Regions from separate parts of the Homo sapiens genome. Here regions 2, 3 and 4 are each linked to region 1. A link is a contact called in ENCODE Hi-C data. All regions are on one chromosome and are shown on one strand. The core of a region is the stretch at or near the end of the contact, and the rest is flanking DNA. Distances in the headings are between cores, read along the strand shown.

Evidence for each region. A loop is a pair of places that touch in the nucleus more often than their neighbours do. Pooled maps may share reads with other maps.
Region 2: a map of naive thymus-derived CD4-positive, alpha-beta T cell shows a loop between it and region 1 (18-fold over the local background). The contact joins the promoter of SLC35B3 here to the promoter of GMDS in region 1. A Hi-C loop is called at or near these places in 3 of 168 maps with a recorded cell type or tissue (CD4-positive, alpha-beta memory T cell and naive thymus-derived CD4-positive, alpha-beta T cell) and 9 of 50 pooled maps.
Region 3: a loop to region 1 is called in a map of CD8-positive, alpha-beta T cell, with 8 times the contacts of the local background. The contact joins the promoter of SNRNP48 here to the promoter of GMDS in region 1. A Hi-C loop is called at or near these places in 2 of 168 maps with a recorded cell type or tissue (CD8-positive, alpha-beta T cell and naive thymus-derived CD4-positive, alpha-beta T cell) and 6 of 50 pooled maps.
Region 4: a loop to region 1 is called in a map of CD4-positive, alpha-beta T cell, with 10 times the contacts of the local background. The contact joins the promoter of SSR1 here to the promoter of GMDS in region 1. A Hi-C loop is called at or near these places in 2 of 168 maps with a recorded cell type or tissue (CD4-positive, alpha-beta T cell and naive thymus-derived CD4-positive, alpha-beta T cell) and 7 of 50 pooled maps.

Annotation. Positions count from the first base shown.
Region 1 is chr6:2,241,100-2,246,854 of GRCh38, forward strand. GMDS (GDP-mannose 4,6-dehydratase) reads right to left here and starts at 4,506. Exons shown (of 11, transcript NM_001500.4): 1 at 4,222-4,506. The coding sequence starts at 4,323. GMDS-DT (GMDS divergent transcript) reads left to right here and starts at 4,654. Exons shown (of 7, transcript NR_046229.1): 1 at 4,654-4,831. RefSeq lists an enhancer at 4,148-4,648 and a silencer at 4,149-4,778.
Region 2 is chr6:8,433,111-8,438,865 of GRCh38, forward strand. It overlaps SLC35B3 (solute carrier family 35 member B3), which reads right to left and starts at 2,435. Exons shown (of 10, transcript NM_001370479.2): 1 at 2,233-2,435. It overlaps LOC100506207 (a long non-coding RNA gene), which reads left to right and starts at 2,513. Exons shown (of 5, transcript NR_038980.1): 1 at 2,513-3,068; 2 at 4,830-4,921. RefSeq lists enhancers at 2,063-2,202, 2,175-2,716, 2,213-2,272, 2,473-2,642, 2,583-2,662 and 1 more.
Region 3 is chr6:7,586,628-7,592,382 of GRCh38, forward strand. It overlaps SNRNP48 (small nuclear ribonucleoprotein U11/U12 subunit 48), which reads left to right and starts at 3,571. Exons shown (of 9, transcript NM_152551.4): 1 at 3,571-3,786. The coding sequence starts at 3,631. DSP (desmoplakin) reads left to right here. Exons shown (of 24, transcript NM_004415.4): 24 at 1-87. RefSeq lists enhancers at 3,328-4,067, 3,646-3,795.
Region 4 is chr6:7,310,853-7,316,607 of GRCh38, forward strand. It overlaps SSR1 (signal sequence receptor subunit 1), which reads right to left and starts at 2,347. Exons shown (of 8, transcript NM_003144.5): 1 at 2,190-2,347. The coding sequence starts at 2,268. RefSeq lists enhancers at 1,511-2,379, 2,380-3,246, 2,583-2,652, 2,663-2,722 and silencers at 1,803-1,852, 1,983-2,092.

The sequences.
Region 1 (5,755 bases), core at 3,256-5,755:
AGACCTAGGAGGACAGCATGGTTTGGGGAGACAGGCCCGGGGCACAGCTGGCCTGGCACACCTCAAGGAGTCCTGGAACGTCCTACATGCTGCTCCGACATCCTGGCTGCTGCAGTCACAGAATGTCTACCCAATGACCGTACAACCATTGTATCTTGGAAAAAAATTATTCGTTTTTGGTTTTACAGGCTCATAGCTAGAAGGAACTTGCTTTGAGTCTCAGACTTTGAACCGTTAAGTTGGTGCTGGAACAAGTTAAGAATTTTAGGGACTATTGGAATTGTATTTTGCATGAGAAAGATGATTGTATTTTGCATGTGAGAAGGATGAGATCTGGGGGGTCAGGGATGGAATGCCATGGTTTGGATCTTTGACCCCTCCAAATCTCACACTGAAATTTAATCCCCAAGGTTGGAGGTGGGAACTAATAGGAGGTGTTTTGGTCATGGAAGCAGATCCCTCATGAATGCTTGGTGCCATCCTCACAGTAATGAGTGACTCCTCACTCTATTAGCTCCCGCTAGAGCCGGTTGTTAAAAAGAGCCTGGCACCCCACACCCCACCCCACCTCTTGCTTCCTCTCTCACCATGTAATCTCTGCATACACTAGCTCCATGAGTGGAAGCCTAAAGCTTTCAGCAGAAGCAGATGCTGGTGCCATGCTTCTTGTACAGCCTTCAGAACCATGAACCAAATAAACCTCTTTTCTTTATAAATTACCCAGCCTCAGGTATTCCTTTATAGCAACACAAACAGATGAAGACAACTTTCATATCTTTATATCTGCAGCAGCACCAAAACAAGCCTTGGACACTGCAGACATGCAGTGAAGATGTGTTCTGCTAATGGAAAAAGTAAGTCAACAGTTTTGAAACCCCACTAGATGAAGGCATGTGGGAGGTAACAGGCTGAAAATGAGATTTCTATCTTAAAGTAGTTCATAATCTCAAGACAAAAGATATGAAATTACTTATACAATCAACAGGGACTGCATACATGTAAATACAGAGGAAGTTCCTGGAATGGCTGCATTTATCAGGATTAGGCTGAGAACACTGAGACTCACCTTAAAAGGAATAAGAATTGTGAGGCCATTCAGCCACAAATAATTACTCCAAAGAGGTACAAGGCAACAGTATTCAAAAAACAGCAAGAACATCTCCAAGAGTGCAGTAAAGAACAGCATCATTAGCCAATGGGGGTGAGCTTTTAAGAGTGGCTGGCAGAGGGCCTGGAGACAGCAATGCAAAGCCAGAGCCTGAGCTTCTTTAAAGCCTATTTAATAAGGTTCCCACTTTGGAAAAGGAGTGTGTCAAGAACCGATGGGAGGGGAAGGCTAGAATAAGAAGCCTGACAATACGTACTAGAGATACACAGCAGACAGGACACCCTGGCTGTCCGCACTATTCTCAAGCGGGAATTTGGGACAACCCATTTAAGAGCCCATCTTGGCACAAATGCCATGATAGCCCCAAGTGCCAGAGCAGTGGCATTTGAATCTGAAATCTCTTCTTAGAGTAAGACTATTTATTTCTCTCTGTCTCATAAGGCTCACCACAGTCTGTATAACAAAATGACTTACAGCAACTGCTGAGATCTGGGTTCAGATCTCAGTTCTGACACTCATTAGATGTACGACCTCAGGGAACATATTTAACCTTACTTAGCCAGGGATAAATGGGGATACTTATTATACCTGTCTCTTAGGTAGGGATATACAAAATGCTTAGCAGAGTGAATAGCTCAGTAAGTTCTCAGCCAATATTATTAAGAAAACATACAATAAGGTATGGATTTTCAGACCCCTTGCATTAACACCACAGTGCTCCAGAGATCCTTGATACTCAAGTTGGGAGTCACTGTCCTGGAATACAAATAAAAAACATAAAAGAGCAGTAAATTCCATCTGCAAGTGTTTATGTGGTAGCTACAGAATTCAGCACTATGCTAGGGGTACAGAAGCCAATGCAACACCAAATGAGGAGACAATGCAGAGGGCAGATGCCGGAGGGAAGAAAGAAACACTGGGGCAGAGATTCAACCCAACCTGAAAGCCATGCAGGTGTTTTAAGTTGGAAATGAAATGAGGAACCAAAAAATTCCAGTCAGGGAGTGGTCTGCTGAGTGTGGTGCTTCAGGTAGACTCCCATGACAGGCTGCAGGACAAACTAGAGTGGGGGCCCACTTCCATACCTTCCTGGCCACTCAGTTCCAGCCAAATGACTGCTCTTAAAAGTCAAAATTAGGTTCCATTTCTAATCTGCACTGATTCATACTGCTGGTCGTGTAAATTGGTATAGGCCACACCAACACAGCACATTAGTTAAGATGTTAATCTTAACTAATTTCCGGACAATACTAAAATAAAATCTCTACTTTCCAGAGATTAGGTAAACTTGGTAAACATTTGAGCTTCAGGTCCAGTCTGACAAAATGGAAAAAAGGGAATCATCTGCAGAAAGGTCCCAGCATTAGAAAACAAAGAGAAGGGGGAGGACAGTATGTAGGCCCTGACCTGTCTTACTGCCTCAATTCAAGGATTCAATTTCTCAACCTCAGATCCTTGCCCTCTTACTAGTTTTCAAACTCAGATCCACCTCTTACTAGTTTTCAAACTCTTGTCTATTATGATTACCTTAAGCAAAGCAAGATGCATGAATAACCAGCAGTAAATCAGGTATTCAATACTTGAAATTGTGTAATATTCTGTGACTGTGCATCTGGCCAATTTCAACTTCTCCTTCTTTTTTTTTTTTTTTTTTTTTTTTTTTTTTTTTGAGGCAGGATCTCACTCTCTTGCCCCAGGCTGGAGTACAGTGGTACCATCATTGCTCACTGCAGCAGCCTCAGACTCCCGGACTCAAGTGATCCTCCTGCCTCAGCCTCCTGAGTAGCTAGCACTACAGGTGAGCACCAACATGCCTGCCTCATTTTTTAAATTTTTTTGTAGAGACAACGTCTCAATATGTTGCCCAGGCTGGTCTCAAACTCCTGGCCTCACCTCGAGCAATCCTTCCACCTCTGCACACCGAAGTGCTGAGATTTCAAGTATGAGCCGCTGCCTCCTGCCCACTTAGCCCTTTCTAACACTAGAGAACTTTGAGAGTGGTTTCAATACCAACTGGACACTTCCCAGCGGTTTAACCTCAGGCAAATCAAACTCCCATGCCTCAGTTTCCACATATATAGAGATAATAAAAGTACCTCCTCAAAGAGTTTGTTATGAGAACTAAATGAGTTAATGTTAGGCAAGCGACTGGAACATGATAGACACAATATGTATTAGCCATTATCACCTTTATCTCAGTGTTATATTGGCCACCACCCAGAGATACCCAGGAGCACACACATCACATTCTTTCTACAGCAATATGTGGGCACGATTACTTCATGACCACTGAATCTAAAACAGCACAGCTTGGTAAGACACAGCGGTCGGATCCCACCTACTGCAACACCTCTAAGAGGCGACCCTCACAAACCAGCCATGCTTAGCCTGAGACATTCCGAAGACCTCCTCTTGATTACCTTACTCGACGAACTTATTCCTTTGAAAATGGAACTAGCCGCACTTTTGGACCAGTGTGCCTCGGATACACTTCCAAATGTGTCAACCTGAATCTCAGAAGTTGGCGTGATTTTAAAAAGTTTTTTAAGTTCTTTTTCCTAAACATGTCCTAGTAGGTGACTCCACAGCATTACTTTCTTTCATGTTCTCTTTTCTATCTGGAAATCCGGTGATAGGGGACGAAACCAGCAAAGCACCCTTTTTCTTGCTTCCCAAACGTTAGCAGGTAAGCGCCCCTTGAGCCGAGACACATCAAGAAGACCTCACCCGCAAGTTCATTGATCACCGGTTCTTTTCCCTTTCCGGCACTAGGAGCTGCGAAGCACGACATGGGCTTGGAGGAAGAGACGCTGCGGTCACCTGAGGGGCAGGTGAGAGCGGGCGGTCCTGCCCGGGTGTGAGCGCGACATCCCGCGCGGCACACACGCTCACAGCCCCCAGAGAAAGACCAGAGGCGCTCGATGTATCCCGCACACCCCACACGCAACACACTAACTGCACCGTACCTTCCGTCCCACCTCCCGGCAGCAGACCCCTTCCGGGACGCCGAGAGGGCTGTTCCTGGAGAGACCGCAGCCCACGAGTAGCGGCGCGTAGGGAGAGCACGCGTGCCCAGGCTGCCTCGGCCGGCGCGCCCCCGCCCCCGCACTCACCTGGCCTGTGATACCGGTGATGAGCGCCACGTTCCTGGGCTTGCCCATCTCGCCGTCCCCGGAGCCCCGGGCGCTGGGGCAGCGTGCCGGTGCGTGTGCCATGTCCCGCGGCGGGCGTGCGGTCGGCGGCAGGGCGGAGCGCGGCAGAGGGCAGGCGCGGTGCCGGCAGGAACGCGGGGGTGTGCAGCACGAAGCGCCTCTCCAGGCTGCGGGCAGGGAGGGAGAGCGCACCGCGCGACCGGCCGCCACAGTCTGACAGGGGCGCACGGGAGGCCGTGCAGGGAGGGCCGGGGGCGGGCCGAGCCGGCCAAGGCGGGCCCGACGGGCCAAGCAGCGGGGCTGCGGCCTGACTGGCGCAGCGTCATTCGCGTCAGCCGGCGACGCTGTAGCAGGCCCCGCCCCTCCGCCGACGGCCACCGCGCGGGAGGGGCGGGGCCTGCCGCCGCCACCGCCTCAGGGAAGAGGAAGGAGGCCGCGGCTTCGCGTCCCGCCTCTCGCCTGGCTGGCCGTGGGGGGCCTGGACGCAGTGGCCTCCCGAATCTCCCAGGACCCTAATATCGCCCGAGGATGCTGGGAGGAACGCTGAGCCGACCTCTCCGTTAGGCTGAAGGTCTGAATTTTCAAACCCAGGGGTCACAGGGCCGGGGTCATGGACTTTGATAAATAATTCCTGGAAACCTGTTGCAGTGCCCTTTGAGAAGCCCGGTTTATGGTACCTGAAGGGCAGTAGCGTACAAGGCCCGTAAACGGGGGTCACAGATGTGGGAGTGACTAACTAGGCTGGCTCTCGCTCTTCTGGCCTTTCCTGAGGCTCGGAACCAGTAACGAGGTTCCAAATAGCTGAATTCAAAGTTTTCTCTTCTGAGGACTGCCAGTGCACAAGAAAGTCCCTAGCCCCACCCGTATGCGGCATAAGGAAATGTTGAAAAGACTGCCCGGGTCAATAAACCTGGACGTGGCAGATTTCAAAGAAAGTAATTCAAACACAGGTGGGGTCCCGGCTTACATCTGTTGGATTTGGCTGCCATTTGGCAGCTGCTCGTTGGACAGGGAGAGGAGAGGAGGTGACTCAGAGCCGGGAGGGCAGCAGGTGTGTGTGCCTAAGCAGTTGGCTGCAATCCAGGACACAGACGGAAACTTCCCGGTCTCCGTTGCTCTGCTTCTCTGTCCACATTCCTCTCCCTAATCGATAACTTCAGATCATCATTTCAAATCACAGAGTTACTAGGGCTGTGCCCAATATAACGTGCAAGAGTATGTATAGCAGACCTGGAACCCCAAAATCAGAAAAGCTCAGGATTACATTTAAAACCTCCCTCTCGCGCTCCTCGAGGTCCGTTAGGAATATTTCTTAGCTATAGATAGACTGGTCTGGTTTCACACCTGGCCTCTCCTCTGCGTTCTATGAGGAGAATGGCTCAACAAACATCTGATGGTGCCTCTGAGTGATGAAGAGACCCTGAAGCTGAGGAGAGGGAACACTTCCATTGAGAGGAACATGCTATAAGCTAGAAATGTCTGTGAAATATACGGG
Region 2 (5,755 bases), core at 1,185-3,684, 6.2 Mb after region 1:
CTCTACCTCTATAACTATATCTAATATCTGTTTCGGACCCTACTCCATCAGGCAGCCATTTTCTCTTGCCTAGATTACGAGACTGTTTATAATCAATTCTTCCCTTTCTGACCCATCTGTCACATGGCTCAACGTGAAGTCTGATCATGCTGCATCCATGAATAAGGCCTCGAAGTTAAAAACGAGTTGATGTCCTGGACTCAATCATATTATACATATTTTTCAAATTCCTAAATGATAATGGTATAGCTTTTTCGTTTTTATACTTGTTTCTCCTAAAAGCCTATGAAATCCTTAAGGCAAGAGATATCTTCCTATGATGTTCTGGCACATAACAAAAATGTAAGATTAAATGAAGGACTCTACCACAGTTTAGCAAGCACCATTTATTTAATCAACGTTATTCAGCTCCTTTCCAACACTTTACCACTTCTAATACACTTCTTGGCAACTTTATGTGCTGCAGATCTAGGCCATATGTGCAGAATGAAATCTCTCTAGCACTGTCTTTTCTACATGTATGCCAAAATACCGACATTGCTACTGAAACTCCCCACAAAACATTTGAAATGAACATGAAAATAAATTTGTTTCCTCTGCCTGAGGCATCAGTCTCATAAAACTTGCCCACCAAAGCCTTGCATTTAGAATGCTGTTTTATTAATAAGAACATCACTGGTGAGAAAGTGTGACTGATAAAGACCTCTGATACCTAATAACTGTGATCATTGGGGAATGTCTGCCATATCCCTTCCACTTCAAACATTAATGACTGATACTAACCATCATCTAAAAAAAAAAATGGGCCAAACTCCTTGTGATGCAAGGAGCAAAAATGAAGCATGGAATTAAAATTAGTTTTCAGACTAAATGATCAACATTGTGCTTTGCTTTTGAAGCTCACAGTAATCAGTGAAACTAAAATATATATATATATATTTTAAAAATCACAGGTGTGTATAATTGCCTGAGGCCTCTTCCTAAATTCAACACAGATATTCAACTTCAACTGCTAAAATGGAATAAAAAGGTAGCATTTCCGGCATACAATGTATATTTAAAAATTAAAATTAGTGATAATGTTGAGTTACAATGACCTATTGAAGTCACAATTATTTCAGTTTATTTTTGAGTTTTCCGACCTGAAGGACAAAAGTCCCACACCAAAAAAAGGTAGAATATGAAAAAAAAGTCATTACGGTGTCATTAACCTGAAAAAACGTGATTTTAACTATACTTTGCCACACTCAACGTTACAAATAAAAGAATCTTACCATGCCATTATGCCTTGATTAACTGCGCTCCGGAATCAATCATGGCCTATGGTGTACGATTATAAAACAGAAAAAACAAAGTTCCATCTCATTTCTTTGTACACACATCATTACACAAAGGTGGAGAAACCCTGTGCTAATGTTTGAAGACTATTCTTTTTTTTTTCCAAGAGAAAAAGTTAACACTAGGACTTTATATATTAAGTAATTAAGTAAAAATAACGCTGTCTAAATTATTTTGAAATGCTGCCTCTCTTCCAAGTTCCAAACTATCTCAATTCACTTAGAAAAACGTTTAATCAAAAAACAATTCTAGGCTTCTGATATCCTAATGTAGAAAAAATGCAGATACTCAACACTTAAGATTTTGTTAGCGCACCAAATCATTCCATCTTTTACTTTCAATATTCCTTAAATAATAAAAAGACGGGAGAGATAATTCAGTTGCAAAGACTGGAGGAAACTTGCAGAACTTCTAGTGGAAGTTTATGCCATAAACTTAATAGCCCAGCCAGAACAATCACATTCTACTGCAAGCCAAATGGAGAAAAGAGTACCTTGGAGTGCCCCTATTTAATAAACACGGAACGAGGAAACAGTTAACTGTAAATACAGTCTAGAGGTATCCAGGTGACTGACAGTTCTCCAGAGACCCCGAGAACAGCGTAAAAGACCCCTTGAGGTCACCTCACCCCTGCGAGTCCACGGATTGGGACCTGAGGGAGTTCTCGCCAGCCCGAGGGCGAAAAACGGGCGAGGAGGAACAGATGCTCCTCCCTGGAAACCGCCCGGCCGGTTTCCGCTCTTTCAAAAAAGGGAATCACCCGTTTCTTCCATCCCGACCTCATCCATTCCTCGAACGCTCCTTCTGGATGAGGAAGATGGGCAGTGTCAAGGTTTTCTGGAGGAGAGGAGATCTGGGTCCCAAACACAGGAAAGGCCCCGAAGGCACGCGTACCCCAAGGCCGGTATGTCACCCGGAAGGGTGACGGCAGCCTGCGTGGCGTCTGAGCTAGACGGAGCATCTCCCCCTCCCCTGGTCCGTCGCCATCACCTCCTCTTCCTCCTCCTCCTCGCCCACTCCTGCACTTTCCACCGCGGCGGTCGCCTCCCCGGAAAGCACTCTCAACTCCGGCGCCCGCAGGCCACTTCCGCCTATGTGTCCCTGCGCGCGTGCGCAGACGCGTGGCCCCGCCTCCCGACAGGCCTGTGTGGCCGGTGGCGGGCGGGCCGTTACCTCCCGCGCATGCTCTATGGGGTAGAGACGCTAGGCCGGCACTGCCTAGGTGGGCCGGGCGGTGCGAGGGTCGCCTTTCAGCCTTTACCTCTACCCACTGAAATGGAGTAGGTCGGTGAGCGCCGATCTGCTGGAGAATCTCATTATCCCATCGGCGCTCTGCCTGCTCCTGGCCTCCAAGCCTCTGAAGCCCCTCGGGTTTCAGCTGCCGGCTACCCTCGAGCCCGTGGTGCCCACGAGAGAGGCGACTTTACGTCAGCGGCCCTGGGCTGAGATTTGAGAACGCGACCAAGTGGAGAATGTTGGAGCCAGATTTTAAAATCCTTGTCTTCCTTCTGCGTGCTACTTGATCTAAATGAGATACGGCAAAGTCACAGAACCTGTTTTTATGTTTTTGCCTGATTCATACGGGCTTCTCCGGTGAAGATGGGCCTGAAGTAACGCTTGGGTTGCTTCTGACGTTATAACTCATCCTGTAGCTGCAGCAACCGTGGTCCTTGCAACCTCATAAAAATGTTGCCAGCATTGTTTCGATAGTGCTGCTTAATTCTTGGAAGGTAAATCTCAAAGCTTGAGGACCAGCCATCAAAACTTTTGTAAAAGGTTTTCCCCGCGTTTAGGGCCTCATCCATCACCACTGAGATGTAATAACGTAAAAACCAAGACGGTTTGGGGATGAGCTGTTTTCAGAGAATAATTAAGGAAAATATTACTGTAACGAAGATGGACAATTTTTGAAAGCATGCCTTGAATACCAGAAAGGGATGAATTGGATTAATATGTATGTTAGAATCCAGTCAGTTATGGACAACTTTTAAAATTTTACAGGCACTCTTCAGAAAGGGTAGCATTTGTGTCTTGTATTGGGATCGAGGGTTTGTAAGAAAGCAAGGCACCTACTTTGGTGGTGAGAAAAAAAGGTCTGGGTAGACATTTTCGTTTAATACTTGCCAACGTTGTTAGGCTGGTGTTAGCAACACTTAGGAATGTTGGAATTAAGGCTTAGAGAACTTAAATTTCCTAAAGAGATAGTAAATGACAAAACCTTTCAGTGATGCCATATCGTCACTGTATAATGTGAATTTAGTACTACTGTTAGCCATTTATATGGTGGTTATTTATCAAGTATTTATTAAATGGGCATATGTATAGCTCATATCGTAAACTATGCGTATGAGCTCCCTGTCCTGAAGAAATTAGGGGTTTCCATGAGAAAGTAAATGGCAGTATAAAACAACTTAAGGTACAAGAGGTGTTACAAGGTACCATCTGCTCATGCCTGGACAATTGCAGTAGCCGTGAGCATAGCTTTCTGCATTCCCTTTATTTCTCTACATAGTTGCATTCAGCAGCTGGAGTGATCCCATTAGAACCTGAATATGCCACTCCTCTGTGCAGAACCTTTTAGCGGTTTACCATTTTACTCAGATTAAAGTTCAAAATTCTTACCCTGACTTTTAAGACTGAACTTATTCTTGATGGATCACATCCAAGCTACACTTCAGAGCTTTTCTAATTGCCCCCAAGCACAGCAAGCATCAGTGCTTTGTAGCTGTTGTTCCTTCTGCATGGAACACTGCCCTCTCAGATGTCCACAGAGCTTGCTTCCTCATTTTTTTCCAGTCACTGCTCAAATGTCACCTGGCTCTTCTCTGACTACCATGTCAGTGAAATATTTTTACATGTCAAATGTGAAATGTAGGAGAGACTATCTGGAGTAGTACTTATTATAGAGTAGGTGTTTAATAAATATCGACTCTCTTACAATACTTCCCATTTACTCCTGTGATAACCACGTGGTAAACAAAATTAAAGACTTGCAGCTATGAATTGTTTTTTATTGACTGATTGACTGATTGAGGCAGAGGCTCACTCTGTCGCTCAGGCTGGAGTGCAGTGGCACATCTCAGCTCACTGCAACCTCTGCCTCCTGGGTTCAAGCCATTCTCCTGTCTCAGCCTCCCGAGTAGCTGGGATTATAGGCGCCTGTCACCATGCCCGGCTAATTTTTGTATTTTTAGTAGAGATGGGGTTTCACCTTATTGACCAGGCTGGTCTCGAACTCCTGACCCCAAGTGATCCACCCACCTCAGCCTCCCAAAGTGCTAGGATTATAAGCGTGAGCCACTGCGCCTGGTCCTATGAATTGGTTTTAAATTTTTAAGAAATTAATAATTCTGTAGTATCAGAAACCTTTGGTGTCTTGATTCACATCTTCTGAGCATCACCTCTCATTTCTGACTTGGTTGTGGGGGGCAGTTTCATGCAATCTTACACATTCTTCTCCCTGACAGCTTCTCCTCTCCCACATTTACCAGGCCTCTTTGCTTTCTTCCCTGAGGTTCTTCGGACTTCACACATTCCAGCAGTAGCTCTCTCAGCTCCTGTCCTGCACAGCTTTGAAGTGCTGGTAAGTCAACACATCTGGGGCCCTTCAACCAAGGGGTGACAGTCACTGATGGATAAATGCTCTTGCTTCTTACACTTGAGCAAGATAGTTTTGTAGGCCATTCTGTGTGTTTTTCAAAAAGTCCCAGTGAAATTGGGTTCTGGTTTCTCACAACAGCAACTTCAATAACACATTCTTGTATTATGTCTATATTCTCCCTTCCATTCTCTCATTGTTTCTCACTAGGATCACATCCCAAATTACCTGTCCCCACATAAGTAGTTGTCTCAGGTTTTGAGGGAAACCAAGCTAAGAAATTTGATGTAAGAAGAAAGTCTAGAATGCAGCTCCTCAGAACTCTGGAAGTGGGTTACTTTGCAGTCAGATGACAACAAGGACTTTCTTAGTGATATTAAGGGGAGGACATGTGCATGGCCCAACAATTAAGGCTCTTTCTTACTAAAGCCGATATGACTACTGCCTCTTTGGATGTCCAGCCCATCAGCAGCAAAGATTGATGGTAAATTCCATAAGGAGAGCAATTACACAAAAGTCCTTCCTTCCTGGAGAGAGCCGTGGTTTGTACTTACGGAACTGACACTTCCCTTGATATGACTGGTCTTGTTCATGGTGCCTCTGCCAGTACCATTATATAACAGAGTTACAAACACATGATTGATTGACTTCCTTCCTTCCTTCCTTCCTTCCTTTCTTTCTTTCTTTTTTCTTTCTTTCTTTCTTTCTTTCTTTCTTTCTTTCTTTCTTTCTTTCTTTCCTTCTTTTTTTCTTTCTTTTTCTTTCTTCCTTCCTTCCTTTTTCTTTTTCTTTCTTTCTCTTTCTCTTCCTTCCTTCCTT
Region 3 (5,755 bases), core at 2,321-4,820, 5.3 Mb after region 1:
TTTTTATCATAGGTCTAAAAATATTTGTTTACTAAATACCTGTGAAGAAATACCATTAAAAAACTATTTGGTTCTGAATTCTTACTAGAAGGTGGTCTTTTGAAGTTAGTCCTTTCGGTACTTCTCAGATGCCTGTCATGTACCCGATGGAGTCCTTGGAAAGAAGGCCTGTGTAAAGAGGCCAGCCTGGAGGTCAATAACCTGTTCTAGTTTATTCTGGACATTGAGTACCAAGTAGCATTGGCAAAAGTCATCATCATAGCATTGAAAAAACATGAAGTTGCTAAGATGCTTTTTGGGTATCCTCAAAATAGATAGTGTTTCACTTTGTCCCGTAAGAGGAAAGAATTGTCCTGGAACCCATGAAAATGATTTCTGAAGAGTTCTTGGCTCTCTGTTGAAGGACAAGGAAGTATAAGCCTATTCCTTTGGATCAAAGAGAAACTACTGAAATTCACACATTTGTCATTAGATTAACATGACTTCACTGAATACCCACCATGTCTAGTATTGGGTTAGGTACTATGAAGACTGAGTAGAATTTACAAGCCCCCGACAACAAAGCATTGGCAATATGGGTGGGGACAGAAACAGATAAAGCAATCAGTGGGACAACTTTCAAATGTCAGCAGTATATATTAATACAAATTTTATAGTACAGATAGAAAATAGGAAAACATGCTAATTGTATAGAACAAAAATCAAGATTAGATTAATTATTGGGGGCTTTTGGTACTTAGGGTGAAAGTCACCTCCATTCTCATTGCATGGGCTATTTTTCCTCCACAGCACTCTTTTCTTCCTTATTTCACCTCTTCTTCCTTACTCCCTCTCCTAATTTGGAGGAGTTGAAATTAATTTTATGCATTAAATACTGAGTTCGCGTGCCATGCATTGTGCCAGAAGCCATGGAGTCTGTGCTAGAAATACATGGTGAAAAAGAGCCCTCATAATCCAAAAGGAAGAAGAAAATGTGGTAAATGCTGTATTGGGAAAAATGAAGGAAATTCCTTATGCTAGAGCTGGGAGACTATATTAGTCACCTCACCCTGCCATAACAAGATGCCACAGACTGTGAGCGGCTTAAACGGAAGTGTATTTTCTCACAGTTCTGGAAGCTAAAAGTACAAGCTCAAGATGCAGGCAGGGCTGGTTTCTAGTGAAACCTGGCTCATGGGTGGCTATCAGTCTTATCTGATTAGAGTACCCACCCCTCCTTTATGACCTCATTTAACTTTAATTACCTCTTAGGGCTCTATCTCCTTATACAGTCACATTGTGGGTTGGTACTTCAACATAGGCATTTTTGAGGGACTCAATCCAATCCATAACAGAGGCCTAGCCTAGAACAGGAGTCTGGAGACCACTCCAGGAAAGTGATATCAAAACAGATCAGCAGCATCAGTGTAGAGCAGTTCCTCGGGCTGAAACAGTAACTAGAGAGTACAGTCAATTGACAAATCTTTCCTACTCCCTCCAGGCTTGTGCCAATGTTGTCATGAAGCTCTGAGATGACATGGGGCTGTATCCTGAAGAGAGGATATGTTTGACGTGGGCTAAGTTTTAATTTGGTTCACATATACAAACAGGGAAATATACACTAGAACTTTTTATCAGGAGTCATGTCACATCAGAAATAGTCTCACATTTTTCCAGACCAACCAGCTAACTATGGAAATGCAAATAAAAAGTAAGGATACCGGGCTGGGCGCGGTGGCTCACGTCTGTAATCCCAGCACTTTGGGAGGCTGAGGCGAGCAGATCACAAGGTCAGGAGTTCGAGACCAGCCTGGCCAATATGGTGAAACCCCATCTCTATTAAAAATAGAAAAATTAGCAGGGTGTGGTGGCATGTGCCTGTAGTCCCAGCTACTCGGGAGGCTGTGGCAGAAGAATTGCTTGAACCCGGGAGATGGAGGTTGCAGTGAGCTGAGATTGCGCCACTGCACTCCAGCCTGGGTGGCAGAGCCAGACTCCGTCTCAAAAAAAAAAAAAAAAAGATACTGTAGGCAGAGTATGAATACATTAACTTCATACTCCTCTCTTACCAGCTTCTAGCCACTTCTGTATTTTATGGTGCTGCCTATTTATAGTCTTATGACTATTTTTTTAAGTGAGAACCGTGCTATTTGCCTTTAGAAATAATTGTTCACCAAAAAATTCCCCCACAGTTCCTTCACATGGGTAAACAAAGTGCAAAAGGAAACCAAGGTTTGACACTTGGGCTTGAAAAAATTTTAAAAAGTAATATAAAATGGGTTAGATTCTAGGAGTTGAAACCATTTGGGGAAACTACAAGGGCTAATTCCAGGTGTTGGGTAGGAAATGTACAAAGTTAAGCTTGTGTTATCAAAGCAAGAAAGCATTCAAGGACTAATAGGGATACATGAAAGACACAGATGGCTTAATGTGGCTTCCACTGGCCACATTTGGGACAATTTGAGCATCAACAAGAATTATGATGTTAAAGGAGTATATTATATTGAATTAAAAAAAAACCTTAAATCAATAACTTTAAAAACACCTTGATTCCCATAGTGAAGCAAACACTAAAATGGAGGTGTGGAAAGAATGCCAGTTAATAAACATAAAAGGCATGATACTATTGCGGAATCACTTATAACTCCTAATGTAACAACAGATTCAGTGAAGGACTGTATCAAGGAGTTGGGGAACAGGTTATTCTTATGGACTCAAGGTATAATCCACAGATTGCTTACCAATTCCTAAGAGGAAAATGTACTATTAGAATGAAGAGATGTAGCCACCACCTTTACCAAGTGATCAAATTTAGCATTACTAATATAACTGAGTTATGCGTCCCCGTGAGTTGGCAACATCTCTTAGGTAGTATTGCAAAAGTGCTCAAACTGAATCTAATCATGAGGGAAACAAAATCTGACAAATCCAGAATGAGAGAGATTCTACAAGACAACTGGCCTAGGCTCATCACAACATGTAATGATTTAATAATTTAAAAAGGAGGGTGAAGGAGGCTGATCTGGATTAAAAGAGACAATAACTAATTATAGCTTATGAGTTGAAAAAATAAAACTGCTATAGAAATAATTTTGGGGACAATGGGGAAATTTGAATATGAACTGTATAATAAATGATTTTATGGACTTACTAATTTTCTTAGGTTTGATCATGTATTGCGGTTACACAGGAAAATGTTCTTATTCTTAGAACATGCATGCTAACATATTTGGGGGTGAAAAATCTGCAACTTACTTTCAAAGAATTCAGCAAAAATCATTGGGTGGGGCTGTGAATGTGGAGAGAAGAGACGGAGAGAAATCAAACCTGGCAAAATGTTAACAATGAGCTGAAGGACGGCTAAACGAAAGCTCATTGTACTATTTTTAAAACTTTTCTGTAGCTATAAGCCGTTTTTTCTGAGGAAGTCGAGGAGGGCGAATATCTTTCTGGAAAGGCCAGAGCAAATGCACGCAAGAGCTGAGAAAAGATTGGAAAACGCCTCTCAAAATAACAGTCCCGCCCTTCCCGGGACTCTTCCCTATAGGCTGTTCAAGTCACGTGGCGACTGTGGCCCCGCCCACAGCTCCCAGAGGCCTGCGCGTGCGGTCTGCAGTTCGGCCGCTTCCTCTTGGCGGGTGGGCTGCAGCTATGGAGGGCGAGCCTCCACCTGTGGAGGAGCGGCGGCGGCTGCAGGAGGAGCTGAACGAGTTCGTGGAGAGCGGCTGCCGGACGTTGGAGGAGGTGACCGCGTCCCTGGGCTGGGACCTAGATAGTCTGGATCCCGGGGAAGAGGAGGCGGCGGAGGTGAGGAGCGCGGCCGCGGGGCCCTTTCGGGGACTATCGGCCCGGGGTCTTCTCTGGAAGAAGGGAGATCCGCACTGGCAGCCGCGGAGGGAAGGGCGAGGAGTCCTCGTCCGTGTGCAGAGCCGCGATGGGCGCCTGGGACCCGAGGGGCGCCGGGGGCCCTGGAGCAACCCTGACGTCCCTGGGTTCCGGGCTGGGGCGCGCGAGGAACTCCCGAAGGCTCCACATCGACCTCCAGTGCGGCGCTCCTCCCGCGCAACTTCGAGTTTAAAGAAAACCGGGGGCCGGGCGCGGTGGCGCACGCCTGTAATCCTAGCACTTTGAGAGGCCAAGGCGGGAGGATCCCTTGAGCCCAGGAGTTCCAGACTAGCCTGGGCAACATGGTGAAACCTCTTCTCTACCAAAAGTACAAAAATTAGCCGGGTGTGGTGGTGTGAGCCTGTGGCCCCAGCTATTTGGGAGGCTGGGGTGGAAGGATAGCTTGAGCCCAGGAGGTCGAGGCTGCAGTGAGCCGAGATCGCTCCACTGCATTCCAGCCTGGGCGACAGAGCAAGACCCTGTCTCAAAAAACAAACAAACAAAATCCAGGAAGGTGTGTTGAGTGAGGAGGGAATGGCAGATTTGGTATTTATTTAGAAAATAAGTGAACGTGTCTCAGAGCGCTGCAGAGGGATTGGCGGTTTGCATTGTCATCTGTCATACGGATTCCGCAGTTGCACCAGATTCGGTGTCAGGAGAGCTGGGAGTTTGCCAGTTCGCCTTTCTGTGCCTTAAAATTGGACACTTCTGACTGGGACAGCACCAATTCTAGGATTATTAAAGGTTGTCACCAAGAGGTGGTAACTGGCAACTCCTGTGGACATTAGAATTGCTTTTTTAAAAATGTAGGCAAGTGTATTTAGAGTGAACATTCGTGATTTTTGTTTTTTTGTGGGGTATTTTCGGTGGAATGAGAGGAAGGGAAGTGCTCCAATGTGGGGTAATTCATTATCTTTACTATTACTTCTGGGTTTACCATGCTGTGATAATTTCTCCTGGGTTTAAGTTACATGACTGATTCCTCAGAGGCATTTAAAATATATTTGATTTCTGTATATACCATTCATTGTTTATTGTATTAAAAGCACAGAGGAAATTAAAAAATCTTTAATATTCATTTAGAGGGGTATTTGAAGCTGGGAATTCCACTGAGTGGGGCTTACCAGACCCTTCCATACATTGTTTACTCAGCATTGCGGTAACATTGGATTCCTTGTATTAACGTTTAAATAGCACTTTGTTTGCCACTTACATTACTTCATTTAATACTCAAAATAACCCTATGAGGTAGGTATCTTTGGCCACATTTTATAGACGAGGAAAGGAACACAGAAGTGATAATTTGTCGAAGGATACACTGCTAGTAAATGGCAGTTAGGATTTCCGCCGGTGTTTTAGTACTGAAATTTAGTGAACAACAGTCCTAGTTGTCATCTGTTCCTAGTTGTCACCTAGTTCCTAGTCCTCACAGAGCTAGTCCTAGTTGTCACCTAGTTCCTAGTCCTAGTTGTCACCTAGTTCCTAGTCCTCACAGAGCTTATTGTCTGGTGGTGATGAGGGGTAATACGGATAACTGAACCATTATATTATCATGGGTCTGTGATGGGTGGGGTTGGAATTGCTATAGTACAGTTTATTGTAGGCGGTGGTGGACAAAGTGGTGGTCAGCAAAGGCTTCCTGGACAAAGTGAATTCTAAGCTGATAAATAAAAGTGAGTTGAATTGGCTAGGGGGTTGGCGGGTGCGGGGAAGAAGCATCAACAGCATGTGTAGAAGTTCAGAGACAGGGAGTGACCAGATCGGGAAGCCTCAAGTAGTTAAGGATAGCTAGAGCATAGAGTGTAGAGTTAGAGTAGAATGGTGATGGTGGGTAGAGGTCAGATCTTAAAGGTCCTTGTCAGCCATATTAGAAAGTCTAGATTTTTTTTTT
Region 4 (5,755 bases), core at 1,097-3,596, 5.1 Mb after region 1:
GTGAGCCAAGATTGTACCACTGCACTCCAGCCTGGGCGACACAGCAAGACACCGTCTCAAAAAAATAAAAATAAAAAAATAAAGCATTCTTAAGTTCTAATGTTCTATGTAGGAAACACTGTTATCAGAGGTGACTACAGCTGAAACTCTTAGAACTGGATAGTTTGTAAGCCAAGGAACAAATATCTGTAATCATATCCATGGTAAAAACTGGCTTGCATGAAAAACATTGTTTAGTAAAAACTGTATTGGTAGCTTCAGGTTTGATAGCAAAGAAAGAATCCAATTATTTTTGCATGTGGCTTCAAACATGTTTTAAGATATTTTTTCTCAAACTTAGTGTTACAAAGTACAGGTATAATGCAAAAAAAAGGTGAATCACAGTTTTATAGACAATAGTACTCTAAGTAAGTCACATTATATCTATTTCAGGCAAGACCATAAAAAGAATTTCAAAGTTCTAGTGTCTTCCAACATCTCTCAGAAAAAATGATGATGTGGCAATTCTGTGGATAAAAAACATGGGAAGGGAAGCGTGTTTTCACCCAGGAGAAACAGTTAAGGACCATGCATTTGCAGTCTTTTCCATGTCTTTAAGTTCTCACTGGCTGCTAAGATTTATTGCAAAATATTAAAGAACACTGAACCATGCATTATGAACTAAAGAGATTTCACTGCCTGCTGAACAAAGCCTAAAATAGTGCATTCATAACTTACAAGTCCTTTTCAAAAACCAGTAAGAAAAATACCATGTCTGATATAGTAATTTAAAGTCGTGGTTAAATTTGAGCACTTTGGAATATAAAGGCCTTTCATAAATATTAAACAATTTTATTATTTTAATGTTAACCAATAACAATTTTGTCCCCATGAAGTCTAACAGTCTTCATTCAACTGGAAAAACCAAACACAAAAACCGTTTCTCACAAAAAATGTTTACAAGATATTAATTCAGTTTAGATAATGAATTCATGCTTCTTGAAAGTTTTTATAACTTGAAAATAGTTATAAATAGTTCTAAAACTAAAACTACATTTGTCAAGTTTTCTTTTAAAAAGCTTAAAGAGTACCAGCAAACGACTCCTAAAGTAAAAAATCTTGTTAAACCTGCAGATTAACTCATTAACAGTTGTTTAATTCTCCCACTTGGTTTTCTAGCCATTAAACAGAAGCCAGTCACTTCACTTTTCATCGCAAAACAACTCGTGAATACCTGTCACTACCGTTAAGACACACAGCTTGCTTAAACTTACAGAATGAAAGGGATGCTTAGTCAGACTAATTATTTCACTTTACAAATTAGAAAGTCGAAGTTCACGACAAAACCTGTGCAGGAAGTCAAGTTGCCATATTTTTATATTCTGCTAAGTTATTTTCACACTTAATTGCTGGGTTAATTGTTGAAAGAATAAATCTATGTATTAAAAACACTCGAAGTAGGCCACATTTTTTCAGCACAATACGATGTTTCCACAAACAAAAAATTGTTCCATGGAAAGACAAGAAGAGGAAGAAGGCAGAAGGGAGACATCCCACAGGGATTCTTCAGTCTGCTTGGCAGCAGGGGCGGATAACGGGGGTGACGATGGGGTAGTTTTTCTGAAATCAAGCCTCCTAGTAACACATACGGGTCAAGCAGGGCGTGAACAAGGCAGATGACCATTGAACAAGACACTCTGATGGCTTAGATGTGTAGAAAACAAGGGTTTTGGCAAATGAATGAAGACGGACTCCCGGCGTGGAAGCTAAAGACACGTCAGCCCTGAGCGCGAGGGGCTGGGGGTGGAGCGGAGCCGGAGGTGGCCAAAAGAAACAGCCCGGCTGCGGCGCGCTCGGAGCGCAGCCGTGTCCAGCGCCTCCTCCTGCAGCCGAGGACCCTCCAGTTCTGGCCGCTCCTGCAGGCGAGGGTCCAGGGCAAGAGGAGCAAGCCCAGCCCTCGGCCGGCCACGAAGCAAGGTCGCCCGGGCACGGCCCCGCGCTCCGCGTGCAAGGGGCAGGCCGCAGCGGGGTCTCCAGCGCCCGCGGGGACCCCTGCTGCTACGAGCCTAGGCTTGGGGAGAGGGCGGAGAGAGGCCAGCGGGGTGGACGCGGACCCCAGGACCCGGAGCGGCCACCGCCTCCAACTTCAAACTTGCCATCACTGGCATCTCCTTCCTGGCCATCCCCTCCGCACACTCCCCCAGCCTCACCTCTGGGGCCGCCTCGGAACAAGACAGTGGCAGGGAACACGAGTAAGAGAAGCAGCAGCAAGCGGGGGAGGAGTCTCATGGCGCTGCCGGTCCAGTGTCCAGTTTCCGTCGGCTAAGGCTCTCGGCGGCTCCGGCGGTAATGGCGTTACTCTTCATCCGGGCTCCGGGCAGCGAGGGGCGGGACACGTACCGCGCACGGGCCTTTGCCACGCCCCTCCCTGGACCAGGGACCGCCGCCGACGTGGCTGCTCAGCGCGGAGAGGTGGGGAGAGCAGGCCACCGGGAAGTCACGTGGCCGGCTGCTGCCTCTTTGTGGCTCCCGCGAGAGTCCGCCTTCCGCCGCAGTTGCGACCCGGCAGCTTGCGGTTAGCCGTTCTTTCCGCCCAGTTCTTTACTTCCAATTAATTAGCATTGTCAGTGGTTACTTTATTTGAATGACGATCCTCTTGATAACGGCGATGTAAGGAACATGAGCTGCCTTTATGTGGCACTTAAAAGCAAAAAATTTTGTTGGAAGAGAGGACATTGTTCAAAGGAAAAACCATGAAAATACACAGTGGAAAATCTTTGTCCCCTGTCTGCCCACACCCTCTCCCATGGTTAAGTAATGACAATTCTTAAATTATTATTTTTGAGACGAAGTCTTGCTCTGTCGCCCAGGCCAGAGTTCAGTGGCACCATCTCTGTTCACCGCAACCTCCGCCTCCCGGGTTCAAGCGATTCTCCCGCCTCAGCCTCCTAAGCAGCTGGGACTACAGGCGCGCACCACTACGCCCGGCTAATTTTTGTATTTTTACTGGAGACGGGGGTTTCACCATGTTGGCCAGACTAATCTCAAACTCCTGACCTCAGGTGATCCACCCGCCTGGGTCTCTCAAAGTGCTGGGATTACAGGTGTGAGCCACTGCGCCTGGCCAGCAATTCTTAAATTCGTATGTGACATTCCAGAATTATAAGTCACCTAAACAGTGTTTTGGTATGTAGTCAGCATTTGTAACTATACAATAGGTGCAGCAATGGCTGTCCAGTTTTCTTTAGTTTCCTTTTCATCTATTTTGGATTTGAGTTGCTGGAGTAATATAGCAGTTCATGAAATTAATCTGAATATTAAGTAATCTTGGTCTGGACCAGAGTGAGATGTCATAAAGATGAGGAAATAAATCATATGCTTACTATTGTCAATCACCTCCTTAGAGCTGTGCTTTTTCATTTAATTTTCTAAACCTCTCTATGAGCTGGATATTATTTACTGAGGAGAAAACAGACCCAGAGAGGTTAGTAATTTACTCAAAGCTTCAAAACGCTAGCAAACGGCAGATGCAAGATTTGAACAAGGCTATCTGGTTCCAGATTCCATACACTACTGACCTAGGACATTTGCTGTTCTACTCCTGCATTGTTTCCGCTTCAGGTCTCCTTGTCCTGGGGGCTGTAAATGCAGCTTGGACCCACTGCCACCACTACCTACAGTCTGCTAAAGTCACAGCCTGATGGTGCTGGGCTGAATCAACCAAATTCCACTCTGCCAGGCCACCAGTGGCACCGCTGCTGTGTTGCTGCTGCTACTAGGGCGCCCAGCATAAGTGGAGGGCCTCCTCTCACTTTGCTGCTGCCTCTGCTCCTGTGCACGCTACCAGTGTTGCCACTCTATGTCAGAGCTGTGTCTGGAATAGGGTTCTTGGTCTCACTGACTTTAAGACTGAAACCGCAGACCCTCGTGCTGAGTGTTACAGTTCTTAAAGTCCAGAGTTTGTTCCTTCATCATGTTCGGATGTGTTCCGAGTTTCTTCCTTCTGGTGGGTTCATGGTCTCACTGGCTCAGGAGTGAAGCTACTAGACCATCGCAGTGAGTGTTACAGCTGTTAAGGTGTCCATTCCTCCTGGTGGGTTCATAGTCTCGGTGGCTTTAGGAGTGAAGCTGCAGACCTTCGCGGTGAGTGTTACAGCTCATAAAGGCAGTGAGCAGCAGCAAGATTTATTGCAAAAAACAAAGCTTCTGAGAGGTGACAGCATGCTGGCAGTACTCAGCCCTCGCTCGCTCTCGGCGCCTCCTCTGCCTGGGCCCCCACTTTGGTGGCACTTGAGGAGCTCTTCAGCCCACCGCTGCACTGTGGGAGCCCCTTTCTGGGCTGGCCAAGGCCGGAGCCAGCTCCCTCAGCTTGCCGGGAAGGTGTGGAGAGAGGCGTGGGCGGGCGGGAACTGGGGTTACGCGCGGTGCTTGCCAGCCAGTGCGAGTTCCGGGTGGGCGTGGGCTTGGCGGGCCCTGCAGTGGGAGCGGCCAACTGGGCCAGGCGGGGGGCAGTGAGGGGCTTAGAACCTGGGCCAGCAGCTGCTGTGCTCGATTTCTCACCGGGCCTTAGCTGCCTTCCCGCGGGGCAGGGCTCGGGACCTGCAGCCCACCATGTCTGAGCCTCCCCCAACCCCATGGGCTTCTGTGCAGCCGGAATCTCCCCGACCAGCGCCACCCCCTGCTGCACGGTGCCCAGTTCCTTCCACCACCCAAGGGCTGATCAGTACAGGTGCACAGGCATGGGACTGGCAGACAGCTCCACCTGCAGCCCCAGTACGGGTTCCACGGGGTGAAGCCAGCTGGGCTTCTGAGTCTGGTGGAGACGTGGAGAACCTTTATGTCTAGCTCAGGGATTGTAAACACACCAATCAGCACCCTGTGTCTAGCTCAGGCTTTGTGAATGCACCAATCGACACTTTGTATCTAGCTACTCTGGTGGGACCTTGGAGAACCTTTGCGTCCACGCTCTGTATCTAGCTAATCTAGTGGGGACGTGGAGAACCTTTGTGTCTAGCTCAGGGATTGTAAACGCACCAATCAGTGCCCAGTCAAAACAGGCCACTCGGCTCTACCAATCAGCAGGGTGTGGGTGGGGCCAGATAAGAATAAAAGCAGGCTGCCCTGAGCTTAGCAGCGACAACAGGCTCCAGTTTCTTTCCATGCTGGGAAAATATCTGTTCTTTTGCTCTTTAAGCTCATATTGCCTTTATGAGTTATAACACTCATTATGAAGGTCTGCAGCTTCGCTCCTGAAGCTAGGGAAATCACGAACCCGCCAGGAAGAATGAATAACTCAAGATATGCCACCTTAAGAGCTGTAACGCTCACTGTGGAGGTCTGTGGGTTTACTCTTGGGCTAGTGAGATTACAAGCCCACCAGAAGGAAGAAACTCCGGATACACTGCCTTTAAGAACTGTAGTACTCACTGTGAGGGTCTGTAGCTTCATTCTTTAAGTCAGGGAGGCTAATGAGCCCCCAATTCTGGACACTGGAGTGGGACCTGAGCAGGTTGCCACTGATTCAGGCAGCCTGCTTTTTTTTCCGTTTATTTGGCTTCACATTCTGCTGGTTGGTTTATTTTAGAGCTGATTGGTGTGTTTTCAATTGGTGAGCTAGACACAAAGTTCTCCATGTCCCCACTGGGTTAGCTATACACAGAGTGTCAATTGGTGTGTTCACAAACCCTGGGCTAGACACAGTGCTGATTGGTACATTCACAATCCCTTAGTTAGACATTCTCCAAATCCCCACCAGATTAGAGTGCCAATTGGTGCA